Regions from separate parts of the Homo sapiens genome. Here region 1 is linked to region 2. A link is a loop called in an ENCODE intact Hi-C map of the cell type or tissue named here. Cell type or tissue: psoas muscle. All regions are shown on one strand. Each heading gives the region's core, and the rest is flanking DNA. Links, peaks and the distances in the headings are about the cores only. Region 1 overlaps TENM3 (teneurin transmembrane protein 3). Region 2 overlaps TENM3 (teneurin transmembrane protein 3).

Region 1 (4,406 bases), core at 234-4,233, 200 kb before region 2:
CTTCCAGGCATGGTTTACACCATGTGAAAGCAAACAAGTAAACACAAATATCAAGCCTAAATTTATTTTTTATGGTCACAGAGTTCCTAAAGGTTAAAAACTTTCAGAATGGGTCTGCATAGGGCCCTCCCACCGGCCTCCTGAATCCCTCCTCCAGTGACTTTCCTGTCAGGTTTATAATGTCTTTTCGTTCTTTATTTCTTGATTGCATTCTATGATTTTCCCCTAAGACAAGCTGTATGATTAAATTACCCAAGTTTCCAGGATTATACTTTTCTTTACATAGCACAAGCTGTTTAATACATTTTGTATCTGAGATGCAACAAATCACATCTGAGATACACAGATAAACAGCAGTTCATCTACTTTATTTTTTAATACTTATTTTTAATAATCAAATAAAATCATACTTTATGTCTTTAAATCATATTTTTAATTACAGAAAGTGAATATTGAAAAACAAAGTAAAAAATAATGAATAAAATTATGCAGATGCTCTGGAAAATACCTGGAGAGAACCTGTGACTAATTTGGTACAAAGCAGAACAAATGTTAATTTAGTTATAGATTATATATACTTTTATATCATACCAATTGTCAATTTTACACATAGTGAGAACTGTTTCAACTGTAAAATGTCTTTCAGGAACAAATCTGAATATTAATTTAGCTTACTTGTTTCTGTGGAACTTAAACACTTTTGCACTTTTCTTTAGAATTTTGAATTTTAAAAAATTAAAAATAACTTTTGTAATTGAGGTAATAATCCTCATTTGTAGTGTTGAAAATATTATTTTCATACTACTCTCATTCTTTAAAAATAAACACTAAAAATAACCAGTCCAGTAAAATTAAAGAATTAGTCAAATTTTTTCTAATGTCATGTGAAAATTTATTGACTATTTTATTTTTTGAAATATTAGTGCCATTGTAGTGCCAGTTAAAATATTTAATGGTTGATGTACGGTACTTTGCTAATATTCATTCTGCTTATGTCATTCTTATAATATTTTTAGGAAAAAAATTTGAGTTTCATATGTAGAGTTTTTTTTTTAATAATTAATCTCCTGTAAAGAAGTGTGCCATATGGTGTAAAATTTTGCTGTACTATTTTTCAAGATTTTTTTGTAGCCCTCACCGTGAGTCTTCCCAATCACAGGCTTTCATCCTTATACAGTGACTTGACTCTTTGCCACTAGAGGGCAGTAAAAAAATTTATATGTTAATAAATATACCATTGTAGCATTTTTTTAGGCTTTTGTACTATTGTTCTAGAATATCAACCCTGGAAAGTTTATCTAGATGTCTGCTCTTCAACCAGAAAGGAAATACACAAACCTGGGTAAATTTATCTTCAAATCTTTATGGATTATACTTAAATTTTGTGTTGGTTATATTAAAACTAGTTATGATATTATAGATAAAATATTATTTAATCATGCAGAGTTTCTAGAAATGTATGGTTTTAAAGTACTCCTTTTGTTTTATTAGGGTGGGGATTATTTTAGGAATGGAAGACTTTTATGATTGATGGTTGTTGGCTAAATTTTATTGGATAGATTCTTATTTGGTACATTTTATTTACTAGTATATTTTACTTGAAGGAATGTTTGTCTTTTAAAATGTTTTTCAATTTTTTGAAAATTGTAGTTGGAAACTAAAAGATTCAGTACGTAAAATACTTTGGACCCAATACTTGTCATAATTTTCCTTAACAATATAGTTAAGTGTTCAGTTTAGTTTCCTGTTAGACACAAAATACAGTCTTTTAGCTTGGCAAGTTAAAAGTCTGTAATTTTCAGAAGTGGGTAGAATTACTGAGGGATAGAAATGTTAAAATTTTCTAATGATACTATACATGTTTATAATTTATTTAGTTCTGTGATGAAATACCAAAGACCACTTTTATGGATTAGTCAGGCTACGTTTTTATATTAACTTACCTTTTTATTTATTTTATTTTAATATAAATAAATTCATGAATTTGACGATTATAAATATATTTATTATAGTCAGCCCATCATCCCCAGAACACTGCAGCCTAAACTCAGGCTTATGAGTACTTAATTACTAAATTGGAAAGTGTAGCATCTTGTTAAAACAGCAAGGCTTATGATATCGAATGTGTAATTTTGAAGAAATGAGGAATGCCATTTGTTTTTATTAAGCTGGGATTTGAGTGTTTGAAGAAAGCATTGAGGGAGGCATTTCTTTAGAAACTGAAGTAATAATCCTCATTTGTAGTGTTGAAAATACTATTTTTACAGTACTCTGACTCTTTATAAATAACCATAGGATCTACTGATAAATTGTTTTTTGTCATTTTCCATTCTATGGAGAATTCTACGTAACTTCAAAATTAGAAGTAAATATTTTTGATCTCTTAATGGAGTATAATTTTCTTGTGAGGGAAAACCCAATATATATTGATTTAGGATTTCTGAGATATAAGAACCTTTTTTATGATATTGATATTCTGTAAAAACAAATAAACGGATGGAATTATAAAGTCTTTTTCCCTGAAGTGTTGCCTGCACGTTTAGAAAATAAATGTATTTAGAAAAGACAAAAGTAAAGAATAGTTATTTTTTTTCACATAATCTATTAATATATTGTATTCTTCCTTGGGTATGATGGATAGCAACAGGAAGTATTTGATTATAGTTTCAAAAATTGTATCAACAGTATTCTGTTTTGAGAATTACGATCTATATTATTGTAGAATTTTAAAAGTGGTTTTCCAGATATCACATTTTTAATCTCTCTGAGCTGTGTGGAAGATTCACTTATTTTGGTCATGCTAAGCTTCCTTAGTGAAATTGGCACTAAAAATAAAACCAATAATAATAATTTAACAAGTAAAATCTTGAGTGGAGTCTAGAATTTTACAGTAATTTAGCAAGATATCTTAAGTTTCACTCTCCCAGTCTTTCAAACTGAAGCCTTTTGCAAATATAGCTGCTGGAGGCTCTTGGTATCGTTAATTGTTTGCTAAAATATCCTAGAAACACAGCAGGCCAGTTTTCTAATGATGTTTTTCAAAATCACAATTTCCTTTTGCCAAAGTGTGAAAGAATTGTTTTTGAAATACAGTTTTTAAGTTTGCTTGTAGGCCTTAAGTAACTAATATATTAACACATTTGCTTTAAATTCATATATATGCATATATATTTAATTTTAAAAAGTGTCTTCGTAAAGATGAAAAGTTAAAATTTGGTTCTAATTCTATTTGGAACTCTGTATCTTTGAAAACAGTACTATTTAATGAACAATTGGTTGTATCATTTTAATTTTTCTTTTTTTTGAAAAATCAAAGCATATAGATATTTTATGAAATTTTCTTAGGCTTCTTGTATTTTAACTCTGAATTTATGTGGTGGATCTCTAGACACAATATGAATTTTCTGTCAATGACTAAAATATGGTTTTATTATGTCAAATCTGAACTGACATATTTTTAGGCAATTGTTTCAGGGAACAGAGAATTGGGTATTTGATTTTGAGATATACGGAGTCATTTTATTGAGTTTGAAAGGCACAAGTAGTTGAGAGAGTTTCCTTTTTTTCTGTTAAATACTAGTCTATTTGAAGAGTCGTTTTCTTTTCTTTCTTTCTTTCTTTTTTAATATAATCCTCTTATCTATTGCTTGGGGTTAGAAGTTGAGAAATTGCATTTTGCCAAAGTGAATAATTGAGAATTTGTAACACAGACTCTGAAAAATAATTCAGAGAGAGGCCAAGAGAGTTTCTATAACAAGTCGTAAATATATTTTTTAAAGAAACAGACTGAAAAACTAATTTCTAAATCAAGATTTAAATGTAACAATAAACAAGGAGTTAAAGAGAAAGTCCAGATATAAACCTAAAAGTTAAATCGCTTTTCTTTATCTTGAACTTTGTGACAATAAAGAAGACACCTCATTTTCTCTTTTACTTTACCTTGACTTTTCTGAAATTCTTATGAAATAAGTATAGCTCCTGTTAGTTATCTGTTTTAAACAATCTTTTGTGCTTAAAGATTCATTATTCAGTAGGGTAAATCCTCACCTTTACACTTACGTTGAGATTTTTTTAAAATTATTTTTCTACTTTAAAATATGATTATAGGCCGGGCACGGTGGCTCACACCTGTAATCCCAGCACTTTGGGAGGCCGAAGCAGACGGATTGCCTGAGCTCAGGCGTTCACGACCGGCCTGAGCAACACGGTGAAACCCCGTCTCTACTAAAATACACAAAATTAGCCAGGCATGGCTGTGTGCACCTGTAGTCCCAGCTACTGGGAAGGCTGAGGCAGGAGAATTGTTTGAGCCCAGGAGGCAAGGGTTTCAGTGAGCCGAGATGGTGCCACTGCACTGCAGCCTGGGCAACAGAGTGAGACTCTTGTCTCAAAAATCAATCACTCAC
Region 2 (4,406 bases), core at 163-4,162:
GATGACCCATTCATAAGAATAATCAGGCACGTTTACTGTTACTGCCATCCTTTCAGAACCCCTCCATTGTTTAACTGTTTAGATCAAAGATGTAAAGGCATCTTGTTACATGTTTCTAATCTAACAATAACTAAGTAAAGCCCATGGCGTTCTCCATGGTGCTTGAGATGGTCACATCAGGGTCACAAGAGAGGTGGAGTAGGGTGGGAGGAATGACCCCACTTGGAGCAAAGTGCTCTTGAGTTCACAAGCCAACCCCACCATTACCAGATGTCTGAGAGCCTGCTACCCTCCTCAAGATTCAGATTCCTTCACCTGTAAAGTGCAAATGTTAAAGCCTTCCTACGAGGGTTCCTATGAGGAACCAGCACGGAGTAAGGATTCAACAGTAGTTGTTGCTACATGAATGTTAAATCAGAGAAGACTGTACAGGGTTATCTTGTGGTCTAACTAAAACAAGGTTGCTGGCAACATGGATGGAACTGGAGCTCATTGTGTGAAGTGAAATAAGCCAGGCACAGAAAGTCAAATACTGCATGTTCTTGCTTATATGTGGGAGCTAAAAAAGTGAATGAGCAGAAAGAGGAGAATGATGGTTCTCAGCAAACTAACACAAGAACAGAAAACCAAACGCCGCATGTTCTCACTCATAAGTGGGAGTTGAACAGTGAGGACACATGGACACAGGGAGGGGAACATCACCCCAGGGCCTGTCAGGGTGTCAGGGGCTAGGGGAGGGATAGCATTAGGAGAAATACCTAATGTAGATGATGGATTGATGGGTGCAGCAAACCACCATGGCACGTGTATACCTATGTAACAAACCAGCACATTCTGCACATGTACCCCAGAACTTAAAATAAAATTTAAAAAAAAGAAAGAGTAGAATGATGGATACCAGAGGCCGGGAGGGCACTCAAAATACGTACGACTATTATATATCAATTATGAATTTAATGCATTAAAAATAAGCCTGCTGGATTGGAAATGTCAGTTCATGTAGATTTTATGTTTGTATCCCCAAACTGCCTAAACTCATCAAACTTTTGATCAGTCAGTAGAATTAAATAAATTTGGAAACCATATTGCCCAATAAGGGAAAAAAATGGTCCCTGATGTTTGAATCCAGCCCTGTGTGGCGAATAGTTTGCGTCCTCCTTGTAAATGCTATGCATGGGAGACTTCTACCATTTGGACCTGTCAGGAACTTCTTTCTAACATTGTATTTGTTAGAGCAAAGGAAGACAGATTGAAGAGAAAAAAAAAAAGAGAGAAGCAGCCACCCTTTATCTTTCTGACTATTTTTCCTCGTCCTCCCCCCAGTATGACTTCGTGGAGCTCCTGGATGGCAGCAGGCTGATTGCCAGAGAGCAGCGGAGCCTGCTTGAGACGGAGAGAGCCGGGCGGCAGGCGAGATCCGTCAGCCTTCATGAGGCCGGCTTTATCCAGTACTTGGATTCTGGAATCTGGCATCTGGCTTTTTATAATGATGGGAAAAATGCAGAGCAGGTGTCTTTTAATACCATTGTTATAGGTAAGAATAGTCTTCAAAGCAGCATTTTCCAGGCTATAGCCTAAACGCCGTGTTTAATAAAAACTAAATTATCTGTACCAATTTGGGGTAATTCCTAGGGTGTTAAAGCCCAGGTAAAATGTGAGAATTATTTTTAAACCTTTATTTGGGAATATGTGACAAACTGTGAAGCACTGGGAGAAAATATTTTCTGGAATTACCTTGGGAGAGGAGAATATGTCATGAAACACTTTGAAAATCTGCATTTGAAGTGACAGTGCTTTGCTTTACTACTCAAATTATCTAGCATAAATGAAGATCAAAGTGATACCGTTTATCTTTTGCAAGAGGCAGGCTATACAACAAGTGTTCCTTCTTTCCTTTTTCTTCAGAGTCTGTGGTGGAATGTCCCCGAAATTGCCATGGAAATGGAGAATGCGTTTCTGGAACTTGCCATTGTTTTCCAGGATTTCTGGGTCCGGATTGTTCAAGAGGTATGCAAGTTAGATTCTTCTCTTAAGCCGATATAAATAAGCTGTAGAAACACAAGTGATTCCAAAAACTACCGAGACAGGAAAGAAAGGGGGGGGGAGACTGGCATATTGCTTGTTCCAGCGATGTGTCTTTTCTTTCGGAAGCTCGGTGGAAAGTGTGGCTGTAATTCTTCTGTCGTGTCTTGTTTCACAGCCGCCTGTCCAGTGTTATGTAGTGGCAACGGGCAGTACTCCAAGGGCCGCTGCCTGTGTTTCAGCGGCTGGAAGGGCACCGAGTGTGATGTGCCGACTACCCAGTGTATTGACCCACAGTGTGGGGGTCGTGGGATTTGTATCATGGGCTCTTGTGCTTGCAACTCAGGATACAAAGGAGAAAGTTGTGAAGAAGGTAAACATGTCAATATTCACAGAAGTCTGTTGTTATCTTCATAAAGAAACAGATTGTATCTGTAATCTTTAGTTGGGCAGATCTCTTTTATACGCTTCCTTTTGAAAGCAATTTTGAAAAATCCATGTTTATGAATGCATTGTTTTACTAACATTTTAACTAATAAAAAGAACAAGCACCAAAGGGCCCCTTTGCTCTTTTTCAGCACTGTGAATCATTCCTTTTCTTCACTCTGAGAAAGCAAGCAAACCTTTATGCCTTGAAACTAACAGCGGACGGTTGATTTTATTTTTCTTTTTATAGTTTTTTACATTGATGCCAGCTTCTAAATCTAGCATTTTGACATCTCTAGAAAGACAGAGTAGTACACATAATATGCTACCTAAAAGAAGTATGACATCATGGATGTGTTCCATAGCTGTATACGTATAATGATGAGAGTCGAGATACCATACTGTAAAGTGCAGGTGAATTGTTTTTTCAGAAAGCAAAAAAGCACCATTTCCATTCTTCAATCAAATTGATTTTATTGATCTGCACACACAAAGTAATGCAATTAAGTCTCTGGAATTAAATTTTCAGGCCATTGACCCTACAAGTGTAAAGTTTTATTGAGTCAAATTGCTAAATTAAATCTCGTCATCTAAAGCACATTGAAGTGAATTAAGAAGGATAGAGAGTATGCAACTCATTTATTTCTCAAACAGTGTGAGGATCCCATACAGCTGTCAGTACTCAGTGGTCACAGATTTTGTTATAGAGAAGGCAATACTTATTACTCTGTGATTAGGCAGAACAGAGAGCAATAGTCTGAAACCTCAAGAGCCTGTGTGTGTAATTCAGGAAAATTACAAATCCTTGCAAGAGTCTCAATTACCTAAATGGCATTAGGCTGGATCTTAATGCTTTATTGTATTATAATTCTTTGCATTTTCAGAAACAAGTTCTTGAAAATGGTAGATAAATATTTGATTTTCCAAAATGTTCATATAAATTAGATTAGGATTTAATTCTTTTTTCTGCATGCACTATGATATCTTCTGGATTTAATAAAATTGTTCTTTTCTTTACACCAGCTGACTGTATAGACCCTGGGTGTTCTAATCATGGTGTGTGTATCCACGGGGAATGTCACTGCAGTCCAGGATGGGGAGGTAGCAATTGTGAAATACTGAAGACCATGTGTCCAGACCAGTGCTCCGGCCACGGAACGTATCTTCAAGAAAGTGGCTCCTGCACGTGTGACCCTAACTGGACTGGCCCAGACTGCTCAAACGGTGAGGTTAATAAATGCAGTACAATCGAGTTGCTTAATACTGTTTGGCTAAAGATGATATTTTAATCTTTAAACCTCCCTTTTTAAACCTAATACAAATTTTAGTAAAGTGATTCTTTATGGAAATAAATATTAAAAGTAATGATATGTAGTTGCCTTATAAAAAAGAAGGAACCAGGCTTAGCCAGTTTGTCACTAAAATTTCCCCTTTAGTATTATGCGGAGACTCATCTTTCATCTGCATGAGATACCATATCTTCTTAACTCTCAATTTATGGAACTACTAACCAAAACTAACCTCTCTAAAATCTTAAGTATAGCTTGGGGATTTAAGCACATTATCTTATAAACAGGGAAGGCTCAATTTAAAAAAATCATTTGACAATATAAGGCTAAACATCACAGTAAAGAGTATACAGGTATAGACATTATGATATGAATAAATGGTTCAACACTGAGTTTTTAATCATAATAACATGGTTATAATAGAAATAAGACAAGGTAATTTCATTCAATCAGCCAAGTTGTTATTGAGCACTTACTATGTGCATGGCATTGTGATAGGCCCTGTAAGACTGAAAGACTTAACAAATCGTGTCTGCCCTCTAGAACAATGGCTTTCTAATTTTTTGACCTTGAACTATCATCATGACCTAGTATAAGTATACATGCACATACTCACATAATTGAAATAAACATTTTACAAAGTGATACACGCTGATTTTTTTCAAGCCT

Evidence for each region. Hi-C counts contacts between places; a loop is a spot of excess contacts. Peaks named below come from ENCODE experiments on the same cell type or tissue, not always from the same donor. Only the 100,000 strongest peaks of a DNase experiment are listed, where the experiment ranks them.
Region 1: a loop joins it to region 2, with 2.0 times the contacts of the local background. A loop is called at or near these places in 1 of 110 quality-filtered maps.

The regions. Positions count from the first base shown.
Region 1 is chr4:182,477,407-182,481,812 of GRCh38, forward strand. The region is part of intron 3 of TENM3 (teneurin transmembrane protein 3); the gene reads left to right. Among named protein-coding and RNA genes, the nearest start is that of TENM3, 240 kb to the left of the region's middle. In psoas muscle, for the core only: CTCF peaks have their summits at 1,187 (motif pointing right) and 2,606; no DNase peak of the experiment used is centred there.
Region 2 is chr4:182,678,343-182,682,748 of GRCh38, forward strand. It overlaps TENM3 (teneurin transmembrane protein 3), which reads left to right. Exons shown (of 28, transcript NM_001080477.4): 8 at 1,324-1,534; 9 at 1,906-2,007; 10 at 2,201-2,395; 11 at 3,472-3,672. Among named protein-coding and RNA genes, the nearest start is that of DCTD, 240 kb to the right of the region's middle. In psoas muscle, for the core only: no CTCF peak of the experiment used is centred there; a DNase peak (open chromatin) is centred at 2,259; H3K4me3 peaks cover 677 bases.